Linked DNA regions of Homo sapiens: region 1 is linked to region 2. Evidence: read pairs that join two places in POLR2A ChIA-PET (ENCODE). Cell type or tissue: endothelial cell of umbilical vein. All regions are shown on one strand. Each heading gives the region's core, and the rest is flanking DNA. Links, peaks and the distances in the headings are about the cores only.

Region 1 (9,231 bases), core at 646-8,645, 100 kb after region 2:
CCACCCAGTAGGTTTTCTGTTGTGGTCCCGTGGGAGAGGCCAGACTGGATTATTCCTCCTTTGCTGATCCTGGGTCACACTTCACCAGCCAGGGCTTTTGACGGAGACAGCAAATAGGCCTCTGCAAATCAATCAAAGGCTGCAACCCTATGGCCTCTTGGAGACAGATGATGACTGGCAAGGACTAGAGAGCAGGAGTGCCTGGCCAGGTCGGTCCTGACTCTCCTGACTCTCCATCGCTCTGTCCAAGGAGAACCCGGAGAGGCTCTGGGCTGATTCAGAGGTTACTGCTTTATATTCGTCCAAACTGTGTTAGTCTAGGCTTAGGACAGCTTCAGAATCTGACACCTTGCCTTGCTCTTGCCACCAGGACACCTATGTCAACAGGCCAAACAGCCATGCATCTATAAAGGTCATCATCTTCTGCCACCTTTACTGGGTTCTAAATGCTCTCTGATAATTCAGAGAGCATTGGGTCTGGGAAGAGGTAAGAGGAACACTAGAAGCTCAGCATGACTTAAACAGGTTGTAGCAAAGACAGTTTATCATCAGCTCTTTCAGTGGTAAACTGTGGTTTCCCCAAGCTGCACAGGAGGCCAGAAACCACAAGTATGATGACTAGGAAGCCTACTGTCATGAGAGTGGGGAGACAGGCAGCAAAGCTTATGAAGGAGGTACAGAATATTCTTTGCGTTGTAAGACAGAATACGGGTTTAATCTAGTCTAGGCACCAGATTTTTTTCCCGCTTGATAAGGAAAGCTAGCAGAAAGTTTATTTAAACCACTTCTTGAGCTTTATCTTTTTTGACAATATACTGGAGAAACTTTGAAGAACAAGTTCAAACTGATACATATACACATATTTTTTTGATAATGTAAATACAGTGACCATGTTAACCTACCCTGCACTGCTTTAAGTGAACATACTTTGAAAAAGCATTATGTTAGCTGAGTGATGGCCAAGTTTTTTCTCTGGACAGGAATGTAAATGTCTTACTGGAAATGACAAGTTTTTGCTTGATTTTTTTTTTTAAACAAAAAATGAAATATAACAAGACAAACTTATGATAAAGTATTTGTCTTGTAGATCAGGTGTTTTGTTTTGTTTTTTTAATTTTAAAATGCAACCCTGCCCCCTCCCCAGCAAAGTCACAGCTCCATTTCAGTAAAGGTTGGAGTCAATATGCTCTGGTTGGCAGGCAACCCTGTAGTCATGGAGAAAGGTATTTCAAGATCTAGTCCAATCTTTTTCTAGAGAAAAAGATAATCTGAAGCTCACAAAGATGAAGTGACTTCCTCAAAATCACATGGTTCAGGACAGAAACAAGATTAAAACCTGGATCCACAGACTGTGCGCCTCAGAAGGAATAATCGGTAAATTAAGAATTGCTACTCGAAGGTGCCAGAATGACACAAAGGACAGAATTCCTTTCCCAGTTGTTACCCTAGCAAGGCTAGGGAGGGCATGAACACAAACATAAGAACTGGTCTTCTACACTTTCTCTGAATCATTTAGGTTTAAGATGTAAGTGAACAATTCTTTCTTTCTGCCAAGAAACAAAGTTTTGGATGAGCTTTTATATATGGAACTTACTCCAACAGGACTGAGGGACCAAGGAAACATGATGGGGGAGGCAGAGAGGGCAAGAGTAAAACTGTAGCATAGCTTTTGTCACGGTCACTAGCTGATCCCTCAGGTCTGCTGCAAACACAGCATGGAGGACACAGATGACTCTTTGGTGTTGGTCTTTTTGTCTGCAGTGAATGTTCAACAGTTTGCCCAGGAACTGGGGGATCATATATGTCTTAGTGGACAGGGGTCTGAAGTACACTGGAATTTACTGAGAAACTTGTTTGTAAAAACTATAGTTAATAATTATTGCATTTTCTTACAAAAATATATTTTGGAAAATTGTATACTGTCAATTAAAGTGTTTTTGTGTAAACTGGTTCAAGCTCTAGTAGTTTCCTCGGACTTCTTAAAGCCTTCACTTGTGTATGAGGCTCATCGCCAAAGTGCCTGAGAATGTCGGCTCACACCCGTAGCACAGGAGCCTCCGTGCTGAGTTACACTTGTCCAACTCTGCAGGCAAAGAAATTAGGCAAGAGAAGGAGAGAAACCGGAAGAAAAAAAAAGGGGGATCCTAAAGGTGGTTATGAGTCTTTATGTTACTCAAGCTATCCTAGTGACTCTAAAGAACCTCACTTTCCCCTAAGATGACGTTGTATGTTTCGCTGTCTTCCTTCCCTCTACTTCTGCCTCAGATACATTGTGAATCACCACTATCAGAAATCCCCAAGAGGGCTGCTGAACATTGATCAGGTATGAAAACACTGGCAAAGAGACTATATATATACATATATATGTGTGTGTGTGTGTGTGTGTGTGTGTGTGTATGTATATATATATATATATATATATATATATATATATATGTAAAAACAAAGCTCTGTTCTGGCCCTGTTTCTGCCATAAAAGGATCTGTTTACTGCCACAAGAGGCTTCTGCCTATCCCTCCTCCAGGTCTGCAGTGAAGATAGATAGCGGTTTAAGGAAGGAATCACTGGAGATGATTCTTTCTTCATCTCCTAGTGTGGTATTATCCACAGCTGCATGCTTCTTCATCGGAAGGGGTAAACTTCATCATTCCAAACTTGCAGAAGGGAAACTGTCAGGTAGAACTGGTCCATAATCTTAGTTGCTAGACAACAATCTTGTCTACTTGCCTAGCATCTTACCATTTACAAACCATTTTATAGGAAACCTATAGGTTTACAAACCTATCTTATAGGAATTGTCCCCACTAGGGAAATTAGATGCAGGAGTTAAGTATTCTCTTTGAGATTGATCACACAACCATTTAAATGGCAGCATGGGCCTTGATTCTCTTTTTGCTCTTTAGTCCTACACTCTTTTCTCAGTATCACGTTAATGCCAGAGTTCCAACAACAGCAAAATACATTTCTAGAATGCAACTACTGTTACAACATGATTTTCCTTCCATGAAAGTTGTTGTGAAAAGCAGTTAAACCCTGAAGAGAGGTCTAGAGTTGGGCCCGGGTAATTTTGAGGTTAGCTTCGAGAGGGTGCCAAGGATACAGAAAGGAGTCCAAGTACAAGGAACTCACACAGGACCCTGGCCATGGTCGAGGTGCACTGTTCTAAGAGTGACCCACAGCTTATTGTGGGCCACAAGTTAGACCTAAGATCCCATTCTCTTTCTGAGTAGGTCATTCACCCTGATCCCTGCCTGCCAACCAAGACACACGCTCAGTTGTCAATTTAAATGTGTTATGCTCATTTGTCACTCAGAACCTTCCCTATAAGCTCCCTCCCAAATCACAGATTTCTTCTGTACCACAAGGGAAAAAAGTAAATAAAGAATAGAACTGGCTACATAATTAACACTAGTGATAAACACTGAGATATCTATTGCTTTCAAAGACCTTGGTGGGGAATGGTGGCTTATGCCTTTAATCCCAGCACTTTAGGAGGTCAAAGTGGGAGGATAGCTTGAGCTCAGGAATTCGAGGCCAGCCTGGGCAACACAGCCAGATCCCATCTTTACATTTTTTTTTTTTAAATTAGCCAGTTTTGCTGGCACATGCCTGTAGTCCTAGCTACTCAGGATGCTAAGGCAGGATCACTTGAGCCCAGGAGTTGGCGGCTGCAGTAAGCTATGATCACACCACTACACTCCAGCCTGCATGACACAGTGAGACCCTGTCCTAAAAAGAAAATCAATAGGATCCTAGCCAACAAGATCTGCTGCCAGTATTTACTTCACAGAAGAAATGAGGCAGAGAAGTTGTGCAATATTATGCAGAAGTCATTGGTCATCAGGAAATGAAAGCCAGGATTCCCAATTCCTCCTGGACTCTCCATTCTATGTCCCAAGTTTAGAGGGCAGCTGTACAATGCTGCTATGTACATCGCCAAGGGTCCTAACCACCTCTCGGGGTTTGCCAACCATTAAAACTTACGAACGTAGTGCTAGGCAGGCTACTTCTACGTAGTTTCTCCTTATTACAGTTTCTCCTATATTAAGAATCTCTCTGGCAAGGATATGATTGACGGCTGCTGCTTTTGCTGGGTGAAAGCCCACAGGAAAAAAGTCCCCGTAAGACAATAGTGAAGCTGTAGAGTAAGGATGGTGGCATCATCCTCTGCTGCCCCAACTGCCCTATGCCCCAGAAAGCCCAAGTCTCCAGTCCCCTCTTCCTTTTCTCTAAGAATGTAAAAGGCAAAGGAAGATGTAGCATACGTGGTGCTAAAGAAGGAATGTCATCAACCAGGATTTTGACTTACGCCAGAACTGTACAAGCCTCAGATGGTCTTTCCAGTCATATTAATACCTTCAGAATCTGAACAGTTAGTGATAAACCAATGTTGCCTTCATTTACAGGGAAAATAACCCCCCCCACGCCCCCCCCCTCCCCGTTTCTAGGGACTCTGCAGTCGTCATTTATATGAGAAGTTACAGGAGCATGGGCACACAGCCATTTCCCTATTAGATGCTCGGTCATCTTCCTTTGGCGGCAGAAGCTCCTAACGCAGCAACTTCCAAGCTCTGTAGTACAGTCTCCACATGTGCTTGACCTGGGAGCAGCTGGCTCTCATCTGTGTTTAGGGCCAAGCCTTCTTTACTTACTGCTGTCTTCCCACCAGAAGGTAGTGACAAATATATCAAGGGTAGTGTCCTGCATTTTGATCCTTTTGAGTTAATTCTCTGGAGGACTGACCAAGGAAAGGCCGATTCCTTACCTTATCACTGCACCTCATGCTTTCCTGTTTTGAGAACACAAAGAAACGTTACTTAAGGGCCACACTCAAAGGACACCCTAGAAATGAAAGCTCTGCAGTAAGGTTTGGATTATTCAATTTGTAAACTGAGAAAGCATGATCCCTGTTTGGAATAAAATCAGCTGACAATTCACTCCAGAATGCATGATCACAAAGCCACGATGTAAAGCAGACCAGGAGGTGGAAAGGGCAGAGAGGGGATCTCATTACTAAGAGTCCCACCACTCGGCCCCAGTGACCCAGGACTTTTATCTGGCATATTTCTCAGCTTAGTTTTTTCAAGATTTGGCCCATAAAGTGTCTTTCCCCTTTAATGGGGACAGGGATCCAGAATTTTCCCAAACTGCAACACTTCTAGGTTCTCTCCCTTTACTATCTTTTCTACAGTGAATTTTCCATTTCAGTTCAGTCTTTCCTTCTAGTTCCAGCCTGTACAAGCATATCCCCTTTAAAGAGGAACATAAGTCCAAGTGGACAAAGCAAATAAAATAAGGGTGGTCATTAACAGTAGATAGAAGAACATTTCATGAAATAATTTACCAGTGGTCTTTAAATAAGTGGAAGCCTCCCCGCAGAAACTTTGTGAGCATGGCCGGTACTTGTTCATCTGAGCACCGTCTCAAAGGAAAACACCCAAAGGCCCTTCGAAAGCGTATCACTTTCCTTTTGGAAGCCTAAATAAAACTCACCTTTCTGGGGGAAAAAACACAACTGTAAAGTACAAAAACATTTTAAAAGTTCACTTCAAAAGTAGTTTGAGCAAATACAAGAGATATCTTGTAGCATCCATATATAACATTTTATTAAGAAAATGAACAAAATACATTCTTTCTCCATATGTACATTACATACAACATAATTCTACAATTGCCATTTTTAGCAGATCACTCATTTATTTATTCACAAAGTAGAATTAACACATTTACCAAAGCTGGGATCTGAAAATTATTTGTACTATAAGAAAAAAAAAATCCTAAAAAGTCCATACAGATTGGATAAAAGATAAGCCAGAGATCATGAGGGGAATGGGGAAGATTGCAGAACACGACAGAGCCCAACAATGATTTGAAACAATTGATGTCAGAAGAGATCTGATACCCATAAAGCACTTCTGTTTAAAAGCTCCAACCAGCTCATGCCAGCTTTCCAGAGTCCCATGATTTCCATTTAAGACCATGTGGATACTTTAGGATACGGCCCTGACCCCACATTGCCACAGAAGAGGGGGTAAGAGTAGAACCAAACAAGTTAGCGGTTTTCTCCACACATTGAGTCTCATCTGAAATACTACTGAGGTGCAAAATGTGTGAATCTCAGCTAATGTGCACAGAAATACAATTTTTTTTGAGAGACATTTGCTTAAACGTGGTAAAGAACTCTTGTTTTATGGACTCCTTGCTTCATGTTCATTTTGTCTGTTTTTCTTTTGGCTTTTGACAATAGCTCATCCTTTTTGAGTGTGAGTTTAATTATGGCCATATTAAAAAGTCCATCATAAACAAAGACTCCTCCTCATGGTATGAATATGCTCCATATGCCCATAATGGTGCATAACGGACTTAGAAATTCCAATGAGTCTTAGGGTTGAAATTTCCAATGACCTGAGCAAGGCAGCTCCCTATAGCTTCTGGATAACATTTTACACCCAGAGTTCAGGCTTAAACAGACCTATCAACACAATTATTTTCGGATTGTCTGTCTAGAAAACGGCAATGCTCAAAGGAATATAAATAAGGGTGGGGGGACATATGCTTCCAGCCTGGTCCTTTCTCCATGTGGTAAAAAACAATGGAATGGCTGTGTTAATTTTTTTTTTAATCTTTTCTGGCCTTTACTATGTTTGGTAATGGAAATAAGTCAGGGAAAACAAAATGAACAGGTCTCATCACTTAATTAATACTGGTTTTTCTTCTTTATACTTAGTAATTTCCTAGTTTTTTAAATGATAAACCTATTTTGACAATCACTAACATCAATACATTTTATCGTAAGTCCCATATAAGATATTTAACATTCTCCAACTTTCGGCTCAGCTGGTTACAGCACCACATTTCCAGTCCAGGAGATGTTTTCACAAACAGAAGGAGCGATTCACAGCATTAATAAGCAGACTTGGAAAGACAGATTTTATTGGCTATGGAGGAAGTTGTATCTTTCTTCTCAATCTAATTTTCAGTCCAATTTTGGTTTTGAGAATCTATCTCTATCAGAGGGGATCTTAATTTCTGACTACTGAGTACTTCCAATTTATAAAAGAGCTGACTTTTAAAAAATTCTAACATCTTTCCCAAACTGTTTAGAAATATGCCATATTTGAAAGACGGAATACTGTTTGTTCCCAAGACCAACACAAGAAAAGGAGGTCCTCATCTTCGCTTTCCTGTACTCTTCCTCTGAGGCTAATAACTCAACTGTACATAGCTTTTGGAGTGGGAGCAAGATAAGAATCTCTTTAAAAAGAGCATTTTAAAAATGTATGTGTATGTGTATGTATGTATATTTATAAAGTATGTACGCATAAAGGAATCTGTTCACAGGAAAATGTTACATTATTTTCAACTCTAAATTATGCAGAAGACTATACAAAGTAGTTAATTAATACTATACTATCTACTTTCTTTTCAAAAGACATTTCACACAAATCCAAAAAGTAAGCCGGCTTAAAGAATAAGACAATCATAACACCTCTTGCCCAGGCTAATTGTAATGCTTAGGAAAGGAAGTCCACTTTTATTTTTCTGAACGGATGATTTGTAAGTAAGGAAGAAAATTGTTTACAATTGATCAGTCACCAAAATAATTTTTTTTTCTGGGAAAGGAAAAAAAATCCCAAGAAAAAGATCAGTACATGACTCTTTAATAAATTTATCTTCCCCCACGGAAGACTACTCCTAAGTAACCTTTTGGACTTTGATATCTTATTAAATTTGGGAGTGAGTTGATAATTACTTGGTATTATTTATAACTTGGTATTATTTGAGGCAACACACTACAGCTGTCACTTGCAAACACCTGATGGCATGGCTCTAATGGTGTAGGATCCTCTCCTTTGTTGTAACTGAATTTATAAAGATTTATAAAGCTCTGCCAGTTGCAATGGGATTGGGATTTATTCTACACGCCTCCTCTAATTTAATCAATCACTTTACAGATGTGGAGGAAACCTAAATAAAAAACCAAAATTATGAAATACTTCTAATGCCAAACCCAGATCTCATTATTGCTTGGCAAAGCAGAATTAACAGAGACCCTTGGGATGACATATAATTAATTTAAGGCAAGGAAACTAGTATCAGTTCAATTCTGTGTTACAAGTTATACATGAAATGACAATTTTCCTCCTATGTTAAAGGGCTAGAAAATAAAACCAACCAAATGACATGAGCTAAACTGTAACAAAGGCTTTCTTGAGATTTGTTAACAACGGAGAAATAAAGCTCAAAATTGGCTTTTTGAGTGGCTCCTTATTCATGCACACAGGCTTGTTCAGTATATCACACAGTGTTTCTTCTTCCTGCCAATTAATTTGGCATTCATTAAGTAATGAATGAAACTGAAGAATGATGATCTCCTCAGGCTTTGTGTGGCAGACAGCTCAGATATCTGAGCTAACTGCTGTGACTGCTAGCATCCCAGATGGTACAGAGCTATGTTGCAGCAAGAGCTTAAACTCAGTGAATAAGCAAGGGAGCCCCCAAACTGCATGTTGAAATGTTTTATGGCTGGTTTTCCTGCTGGATCCTTAACAAGGAACTGGTTGTATGTAAGAAGCTGCTCACCTAGTTTAAGATCTAGAGCCCATTAACACTGGATTTTCTGTTTTAAGATCTCAAACAGTTATTTGGAAGAAGGGAAATGCTACTTCCCAAGAAATGCTACTTCCCAAAGACTATTCAGAATTACTGAATATTCTAGAAGCATGAGCTTTGAGGCCTTTTGGTAGTCTTCTTCCCAGCATCTCATTAACAAAATTATTTTAGGGTTAGAAATGAAGAAATTTATTTTTCCTTTCGATTTGTGGACCTCTAAAATCCATAAGCAAAAAGCTCCTATTTTTCCTTCTCTAACATACCCTCATTGTCTTCTCTAGCTCGTTCCTGAAGTTTAATACTTCCAAGTCAAAATGCCTTAGATAAGCAAAATAGGACTTTGCACACAAATGTTTAATAGTTCACTGAGGCTGTCTGAAAAGCAGATAAAAAGGAAGACATTATTTTATAATTAAAAGTGATACCTTAGAACTGGTCCAATTCCCTACCAAACATTTCCCCTTTTTTGCCATTGATCCTACAGCTTTCAGACAACATTCATGTTAAATTCTGTTTTCCAGCAAGCTCAGCAGTGTTTGGGGATAGACAGCACATTGCAAATCTTATTTCCAAATAATGATTCTAATTAAGAAGATAAACTAGGACTACCCTTTCATT
Region 2 (9,231 bases), core at 658-8,657:
CTTCCCCTATCTCTTTTTCAATCCTTATGATAGAACAGCAGCTTATTCTTTTTTGTTCAGCCTCCAAAGGAGAAGAACAAAAGAGCCCTGAGTCAAGTGAGTGCTCCTCTTAAAGGGTCCCCGGAAAGTGAACAAGTTTCCACTGCCCCGGCGTAGGTGGGGTGCTTTTGTCTGCTCAACCCCCTCTCCCAGGGGCTGCTCCCACTGGGGACAGGAGTGCAAGAGTGTGCACTGCCTGGTACAAACGTCCCTGCCATGTACCGGCAGAACCACACACAAGGCCCATCAGTCAGCCAGATCACAGAAGTATCTTCTTACATGAAGACAAGTGCATGGGCTGAGTGGGGACATGCCTAATTTCATTTCTCCTCATACAGGCTTTTAGTGAGTGGGCAACTGTCCAAGCCGGGCCCAAAGAAGAAAGTCGCCATTCCCATCCACGGCGCCTGTGGAGCACAGCCAGAGGTGGGGGGAGATGCCGTTTGAAGGAGGCTCTTTGGAAATTCTTCACATTTTTTGGCTTTTGTCTCTGGGCATTGAGATGGAGACCCACATTTTACTCTGTGGAGAGTTCCCAGTCTTCCTTTGCATTCAAAAGGAAGATCCTAGAAGAGAGCTGAAAGAATTCTGAGGCTTTTTCATCTCAATGACCAGTGGAGTCATTTAGGGGGTAGGGGGTCCTACGAGATTTGTTTCACTGCATTTCCCTTTCAGTCTATAGCCCCAGCCCCAGGCCCAGGTCCTAAGTGATGTAAATGTGATGCTCTTTCTGGGAAGAGCAGCTCTCCCAGACTCCCTGGATTCTCGGGTGAATGTGACAGCGAGCCAGGACACCTGGGTTCTGAGGACTCTGCAGGACCTCAGGCAAACCACCGTGAACTTAGAAGCCGCACTTCTCCCGACGTGGAGAAGAGTTTGGCTGCATCCTCTGACTTCGCATCCCGGGAGCAGTGAGGTCACCAATGGTGATAGTCATGGTGTTTTCAGTGTAGGAACATGAATAAGAGGCAGGGACACCATGGATAAGTCCCATCAGGAGGTTAGCCAGAAGCTAACCTCAGCCGGAAATTTCAGATTTCCACATACCTCTCTGTCCAGCAAGCCTTTTGCAGTTGTGAAGGAGGATCTCTGTTACCAATCTGAGATCCCTATCATTTCATTCCCAGATGAATTGCTCATCCCTCTCCCACCAGATGCCACTTTGCATCCAAATCAACAAGCAACCGGTGATTCATAAGCAAATGGGGGAGGAGGGAATCTAGGAGGCTGCCCATGAATACCATCCTTTGACTGTCTCTTCTCACTGTCTTCCTGATTCTGGGACTCCAGATCACCTATACTCTGCAGGACTTATGTCTTCCTTCCATTGTTTTTCTACGACTGAGAAAGGGGTTGCCTGAGCCACCCTGTCCCTTTTGTGACCAAAATAAAGTCTTTATCAAGGGCCCAAAGGAGAGATCTTATAGAAAATGGAGCACATATTTCTTTAACAGTTCTCCAGTACCCTCTCAGCAGCCCCTCTTAGAGATCCTTGTACCTATCATCAGGTTTTGTCCCCACCCACAGAACTGATCCCCCTCCAAGGGGAAAAGCTGGCCTAGGTTGAGGGGCACCAGCCTTTAGTAAATGAATCTGCCAGGGCATCATTAACTTACTGCAGGACCTCAGGGGAATCACTTAGCCTCTCAGCTTCAGCTTTCTCCAGCAAAAAAGGAAAAGGTTGGACTGGAAAACTTCTAAGATTCCTTCCAGACATGGCAGCCTAAGGCTCAAGTGTGAGCTCCACTTTTTTTTTTTTTCTTGCTCTGTCACCCAGGCTGGAGTGCAGTGTCACAATCTTAGCTCACTGCAGCCTCCACTTCCCAGGCTCAAGCAATTCTCCCACCTCAGCCTCCCAGAGCTCCACATCTTACTGCAGGACAACTCATCCATTTTCTTCTTCAGCTGTTCAGGTAGTGGCCCTGCCCCTGAGGCCTGGCTATGGCTGGAACACAGTAAGTATCCAATTCCTTTGCGGCTCAACCCTCCTGTGGGTGGCTACACAGTGCAAACCACAGACAGACAATAGCCATCTCTCTGTACAATGTGGGCCCTGATTAGACTGGCCATTTCTCCAGGCTCTGACCAGTGTCATAGCACTGTAAAGATAACCCTCTCAGGGCCGCTGCCCCAGTGTTCCCTGAGGGGGTTCCTTTCTGACTTCTGGAACCACAGCCTAAACAGATGCTTAGAATTTGTCTGCATTTTGGCAACTTCTCCAAAAGTATTTCTATTGCTTTTTTTGTTTGTTTGTTTGGCTTTTGCTTTTCAAATTTAGAAAACACATTTTCCTATGAAAATGGATTATACTGGCCAGGCGCGGTGGCTCACGCCTGTAATCCCAGCACTTTGGGAGGCCGAGATGGGTGGATCAGCTGAGGTCAGGAGTTTGAGACCAGCCTGGCCAACATGGCAAGACCCTGTCTCTATTAAAAATACAAAAATCATCCGGGCGTGGTGGCACATGCCTGTAGTCCCAGCTACTCGGGAGGCTGAAGCAGGAGATTCGCTTGAACCCGGGAGGCAGAGGTTACAGTGAGCCGAGATCCTGCCACTGCACTCCAGCCTGGGTGACAGAGCAACACTCCATCTCAAAAAAAAAAAAAAAAAAAAAAAAGAGAGAGAGGGAAATAAAATGGATTATACTGATTCAAATTTAGAAAACACAGTTTCCTCTGAAAATGGATTATATTGACTTGTGTCAGCCCCTCCTTTCTTGAGATGAGCCCAGCAACTCCTTTACAATGAAATCCTGATCTTTGGGAAAATGGCCTTTTCCTTTTTGTAGTAGACGGCTTCAGCTTCCCACATCAAGGGACAATGCAATGTTCACTTCCAGTAGCCTGGCTCCACTTGAGCTGCAAGCTCCCTACAGCCCTCTGCTTGCTTGGGTGAATGAGTGTGCCACTGGGTGTGTTGCTTCATATGAGTGTTTATCTCTGTGTCTGAGTCTCTATCTCTCTGGCTCTGTGCTTATCTCCCTGCATGTGGCTCTCTGTGGCTCTCAGAGCCTCTCTCTCTGCCCCGCACTGTTTGTCTAGGCATGTGTTGGCGTGTTTGTCTCTCCATCCGCACAGGTCTCTCTGCGTCTGTACACAGATGCTCCTGTTACTCCAATAGAGTCAGCCCACTTTCCCTTTCCATTCACTGCCAAATTTCAAGTTTTTCTGTAGGTAACCAGTGGTGGCTTGGCCCCCAGGAGCAGCCTCTTTTCTAAACCTGTGCCTTCCCGGGAAGCCTGAGTCAGCACAGCCAAACTCCCTCCAAAACACAAGTCCAATGCCAGGAGGATGTGTGGGTGATGAGCCTTTCACCAAGTCTCCACAGGATGACACAAGAGAGATTTTATCCCATACCCCATCGCACCACAAAAATTCAATCACACGTCCCGGGTAGACGACATGGCTCTCTCATTAGAATTCTTCTGAAAGGGTCGCTTTTTTCGTGTAGTTGACACCGCAAGACCTGGCTCACCTGCAGCCCCCTTTAAAAACACCACCTGCACCATGGGCCCTACGGCAGTTGGGCCACAGCTGATTGGACCAAGGGTGGGCACCTGACCTGGATGCTGCCGCTCTATTGGTTGGCCAGTGTCCAAGAGCTGGTGATTACCTGAGCCAATCAGGTTCTCCTGCAGCCAATGCCCAGGGGGACCCATGTGGTGGTTGGCAGAGAAGCAGAATGGCCCTGGAAGAAAAGCAGAGAATGGCCCTGGAAGGCAAGCAGGGACGGGAGGGATGGAGCTATGAGGCCGCAAAGCAGAGGAGGCTCAGTCCTCTCCCCAGAATGAGAAGCTGCAGGTACAAGGCTGTACAGCCCCAGGCTCTGTCACAGTGCTTCTCTGCACCCCTACCTAGCAGGTGCCACAGGACACATTGGGTTACTGATAAATCCTGTTAAATGGTGCCTGGATGGGTTCCTGAAACACCTTCTTGCATTTTGGGGGCTCAGAAACTGATACCCCAAATTATGGCGAGGCGACATGCCGAACTGTAGAAGCCTCAAGGTCTCTCTGACCTTTCCTCCACCCCCACTGTCTCTCCCAAAGAAGCTGAAGTTCCTTTATGTGCCTGAGATCCAGACAATTGTTTCTTCTTTCCCTCTCTGTAAGACCAAGAATGTAACCACACCTGAACAGACGTTTTCGCTGTCAAAGAGAACTATTTCTGGTTAATCTCTGTTCCCTGATCCATTCATTCTCCCCAGTAATCCCCCCAACAAAATTCCTGTTCTCCCCCGTCCATAACCTGTTTTGCCAGGTTGGAATACAAGCTTTTGAACCTCACTGGGCGAGGGGGGTCTTCAAGCTGCGGGCTCGTGTGTCTATATGTTAAATAAATGTGTATGTCTTTTCTCCTGTTAATCTGCCTCATGTCAGTGATTTTCAGGAAACCTTCATAGGGCCAAGGGGAAAGCTCTTCCTTGACCCCTAAACCCTCAAATCACATCCATCCTCCAAAAGGCCAGCACTTGGCTCATTTCTGCTCTTCCTGCTTGGGTGAATTTCCCTGGATCGCTGGGAAGCCAGCCCTCAATAGCCAATAGCCCTGTTGGCTATTTTCTTTTTTTTCTTGTTTTTTTTGTTTTTGTTTTTTTTTTTTTTTTGAGACGGAGTTTCGCTCTTGTTGCCCAGGCTGGAGTGCAATGGTGTGATCTTGGCTCACTGCAACCTCCGCCTCCTAGGTTCAAGAGATTCTCCTGCCTCAGCCTCCCAAGTAGCTGAGCTTACAGTCATGCACCACCATGCCTGGCTAATTTTGTATTTTTAGTAGAGACGGGGTTGAGAAACACCGTTGGTCAGGCTGGTCTCGAACTCCCGACCTCAGGTGATCCTCCCGCCTTGGTCTCCCAAAGTGCTGGGATTACAGGCACAAGCCGCTGTGCCCGGCCTGTTGCCTATTTTCATGTGTTATACGTACAGGTTAGGTGTGCTGCTCGGTGGGGTGTCTGGTACCCTTCCTTGAATTACAGTCTGTGTAACTGAGGCCCTGAGGGAAGTTTGGGTCAATTCCCCATGTACAGATTTGAGGTTGGGGTAAACATGGCTGAGAGGCTTTCCTCTCCCATCATGTCCTTCTCATACCATGGCGTGAGGACAGTTCTTCCCCTAGTACCCAGTCGAGAAATCCTGGATCTCTTTGTCTTTGAATAGCATGGACCATCCACAGAGCACCTGCTACCTTGTTGGGTCCCATGAGTTCCCTCCACCCAATGTGCTCCACTCTGGCTGGGCCATACGGTTAAAGGGGAGTGAAGCTGGAGAAGAATGTGTGGATGTTGAGGCTTTCATCTCTTAAACAAATAGCAAATTCCTCTGGGCTGCCTGTGCTGGAATTAAACAATGATGTGTTCAGGGAGGCTCTAAGGCGTTCCCTTAGCAACGCCCAGGCTGTTTTCAGGCAAGATCTAGTTAAAGAGGAAAGAGAACAAAAATAATAAAGGGACGGGTCTGGATGGAGTCCAGGAATGGGGGTCTTTTGGCTGAATGTGTGTGTTTTGTGTTCTGATGTGTTTGCAGTCCTCCTTTATGCTAAATTTCCTCTCGCCTTCCCTGGTACGTCCCACTGTTGACGAGGTGGGCTCACTGGAATACTAATGGCGGCTAAGAAGAACATACGCTATGCAGGGGGACGGGTTAGGTAGGGAAAGATGTCACAGCTGGGACTACCTAAGGGAGAAGTGACACATGTGAAACCTGCTAGGCTGGCTCTTGCTACCATAAAGGTCATGGGAGGAAGAGGGTGAGTGGCCAGGCTCCTCAAAGGTGCTTGGGCCTTAGGCAGGGCAGAGGCCTGTATGGTAGAAATCCATCAGACCCTACTCAGAGTGTGTTCTGTGGCCAGCAGCAAAGGCATCCCCTGGCAGCTTGACAGCAATGCAGAATGTCAGGCCACCCCAAGCACGCTGAAGCAGGGTCTGTATTTTGACAAGACACCCAGGTGATGAATGTATGCCTATAGTTGGAGAAGCACTGATCAGAACCCTTTCTCTGTCTCTCCCAGGATTCTGCAAATCATTTTGTTTGTTTGTTTGAGACAGTCTGGCTCTGTCACCCAGGTAGCTGTGCAGTGGCTCAATCTCTGCTACCTGCAACCTCCGCCTCCCAGGTTCAAGTGATTCTTGTGCCTCAACCACGCAGGTAGCTGGGATTACATGTGTGCACCACCACTCCCAGGTACTTTTTTGTATTTTTAGTAGAGATGGGGTTTCGCCATGTTGACCAGACTGGTCTTGAACTCCTGGCCTCAAGGGATCTGCCTGCCTCGGCCTCCCAAAGTGCTGGGATTACAGACGTGAGCCACTGCACCTGGGCGGATCCTGCAAATCTATCACCACCTTTCTAGAGTCAAAGTGGACTACTAAAGCAAGGCGGCAACTCCACATAAAACCAAGCAGATTCGGTTTGCTGACTGATAATGCAGTTTTCGGGTGTGTGTGTGTGTGTGTGTGTGTGTGTGTGTGTGTGTGTGTGTGTGTGTTGAGACAGGTCTCACTCTATCAGCTATCACCCAGACTGGAGTGCAGTGGCACAATCTCAGCTCACTGCAACCTTCACCTCCTGGGTTCAACCAGTTATCCCACCTCAGCCTCTGGAGTAGCTGGGATTATAGGCTCACGCCAACATGCCCAACTAATTTTTTTTTTTGAGATGGAGTTTCACTCTTGTTACCCAGGCTGGAGTACAGTGGCGTGATCTCAGCTCACTGCAACCTCCACCTCATGGGTTCCAGCGATTCTCCTGCCTCAGCCTCCTGAAGTAGCTGGGATTACAGGTGCCCATCACCACTCCCAGCTAATTTTTTTGTAATTTTTACTTGAGACGGGTTTTCACCATGTTGGCCAGGCTGCTCTTGAACTCCTGACCTCAGGTGATCCACCTGCCTCGGCATCCCAAAATGCTGGGATTACAGGCGTGAGCCACCACATCTGGCCAATTTTTGTATTTTTAATAGAGACAGGGTTTCACCATGTTGGCCAGGCTAGTCTCGAACTCCTGACCTCAAGTGATCAGTCCACCTCGGCCTCCCAAAGTGCTGGGATTACAGGCGTGAGCCACTGCACCTGGCCTTGGTGTGTTTTTTAACATTGATTTTCTGTGATGATGATGAGAAAGATGGTGCTGATGATGAAGATGACATGGGTTGAATTGTGCCCCCTGCAAAAGATATGTTCAAGCCCTAACCCCTGGGACCTGCAAATGTGACTTTATTTGGAAATAGGATCTTTGTGGATGTAATCAGATCATTACGGTGGACATCATCCAATAACTGATGTCCTTATAAGAAGCAAGAGAGCTGGGCGTGGTGGCTCACACCTGTAGTCCCAGCACTTTGGGAGGCCGAGGCGGGCAGATCACGAGGTCAGGAGATTGAGACCACCCTGGTTAACATGGTGAAGCCCCATCTCTACTAAAAATACAAAAAATTAGCCAGGCATGGTGGCACATGCCTGTAATCCCAGCTACTCAAGAGGCTGAGGCAGGAGAATCTCTTGAACCTAGGAGGTGGAGGTTGCAGTGAGCCGAGATCACGCCACTGCACACCAGCCTGGGCAACAGAGTGAGACTCCGTCTCAAAAAAAAAAAAAAAAGAAGAAGCAAGAGATTTGGACACAGACACACAGGGAGAATGCCATGTGATGATGGGGGCAGAGACTGAGTGACAGTGTCACAGCCAAACAGCAAAGGAATGTCAGGGATTGATGACAGCTGCCAGAAACTAGGAGACAGGAATGGAACAGATTCTCTCTCAGATTTCCCAAGAAGGAACCAACCCTGCCAACACCTCAGTTTCAGACTTCTGGCCTCCAAAACTGTGGGACAATAAATTTCTGTTCTTTGAAGCCACCCAGCTTACAGTTCTTTGTTCTGGCAATCCTAACAAACTAATAGATACTTTCCTCTCTTAAAGCAATTTTACATGCATTTTCTTGTGAAAGCAGAGGCAGAGAAGCATTTTAATATTTTACATACAAGAAAGCCCCTTTAGCTGGGCATGGCAGCTCAGCCTGTAATCCCAGCTATTCAGGAGGCTGAGGTGGGAGGATTGCTTGAGCCCAGGAGTTTGAGGCTGCAGTGAGCTATGATCACACCAATGCACTCCAGCCTAGGTGACAGAGTGAGACCCTGTCTCAAAAAAATAAATAAATTCTTTTTTTTTTTTTTTTTGAGATGGAGTCTCGCTCTGTCACCCAGGCTGGAGTGCATCAGCATGATCTCGGCTCACTGCGAGCTCCGCCTCCTGGGTTCACGCCATTCTCCTGCCTCAGCCTTCGGAGTAACTGGGACTACAGGCGCCCGCCACCTCGCCCGGCTAATTTTTTTTTTTATTTTTAGTAGAGACGGGGTTTCACAGTGTTACCCAGGATGCTCTCGATCTCCTGACCTCGTGGTCCGCCCGCCTCGGCCTCCCAAAGTGCTGGGATTACAGGCATGAGTCACTGCGCCCGGCCCAAAAAAATAAATAAATTCTTAAAGAAAGCTGCTTTAGGCCGGGAGCAGTGGCTCAAGCCTATAATCCCAGCACTTTGGGAGGCTGAGGCGGGCGGATCACGAGGTCAGAAGTTCGAGACCAGCCTGGCCAACATAGTGAAACCCCATCTCTACTAAAAATACAAAAAATTAGCTGGGTAAGGTGGTATGAGCCTGTAATCCCAGCTACTCGGGAGGCTGAGGCAGGAGAATTGTGTGAACCCGGGAGGTGGAGGTTGCAGTGAGCCGAGATCGCGCCACTGCACTCCATCCAGGCTGGGCAACAGTGTGAGACACCGTCTCAAAAAAAAAAAAAAAAAAAAGAAAGCTGCTTTATTACTCTGAGAAGTCACAAAGTAACGGTCCTAAGGCCACAGAGTGGGGAAATCATGAAGATGGGCCTGTGCAGAGAAGCTCACACTCTGGGGATGTGGGCCTGCTGGCTGGCCTATGCATCTGACCCTCGGCAGCTGCCCCAGACCTGAGACCACCAAGGACACTGAGTAAGAGGGGAGAATGGTGTCACGGGGCTCATTCTTTCCAAAGTGAAGATCCCACAGCTCCTTTTCCATCTGTATCACATGGGCTCACAGGTACCATACACAGTGTGTGTCCCAGCTCAAAACTGGATGTAACATGTTGCCAGTGCCCAGCCTGGGCAACATAGTGAGACTCCATCTCTACAGAAGATACAAAATTAGCCGGGCGTGGTGGCACTCACC

The links. ChIA-PET counts read pairs that join two places held together with the same protein. Peaks named below come from ENCODE experiments on the same cell type or tissue, not always from the same donor. Only the 100,000 strongest peaks of a DNase experiment are listed, where the experiment ranks them.
Region 1: POLR2A ChIA-PET joins it to region 2 with 10 read pairs; 4 of 35 experiments call an interaction of 5 or more read pairs at or near these places.

Annotation. Positions count from the first base shown.
Region 1 is chr7:131,492,986-131,502,216 of GRCh38, reverse strand. It overlaps MKLN1 (muskelin 1), which reads right to left. Exons shown (of 18, transcript NM_013255.5): 18 at 5,585-9,231. It overlaps PODXL (podocalyxin like), which reads left to right. Exons shown (of 9, transcript NM_001018111.3): 9 at 1-1,946. Among named protein-coding and RNA genes, the nearest start is that of PODXL, 59 kb to the left of the region's middle. In endothelial cell of umbilical vein, for the core only: no CTCF peak of the experiment used is centred there; no DNase peak of the experiment used is centred there.
Region 2 is chr7:131,596,925-131,606,155 of GRCh38, reverse strand. No RefSeq gene overlaps it. Among named protein-coding and RNA genes, the nearest start is that of PODXL, 45 kb to the right of the region's middle. RefSeq lists enhancers at 1-652, 653-1,506. In endothelial cell of umbilical vein, for the core only: no CTCF peak of the experiment used is centred there; a DNase peak (open chromatin) is centred at 5,415; H3K27me3 peaks cover 415 bases.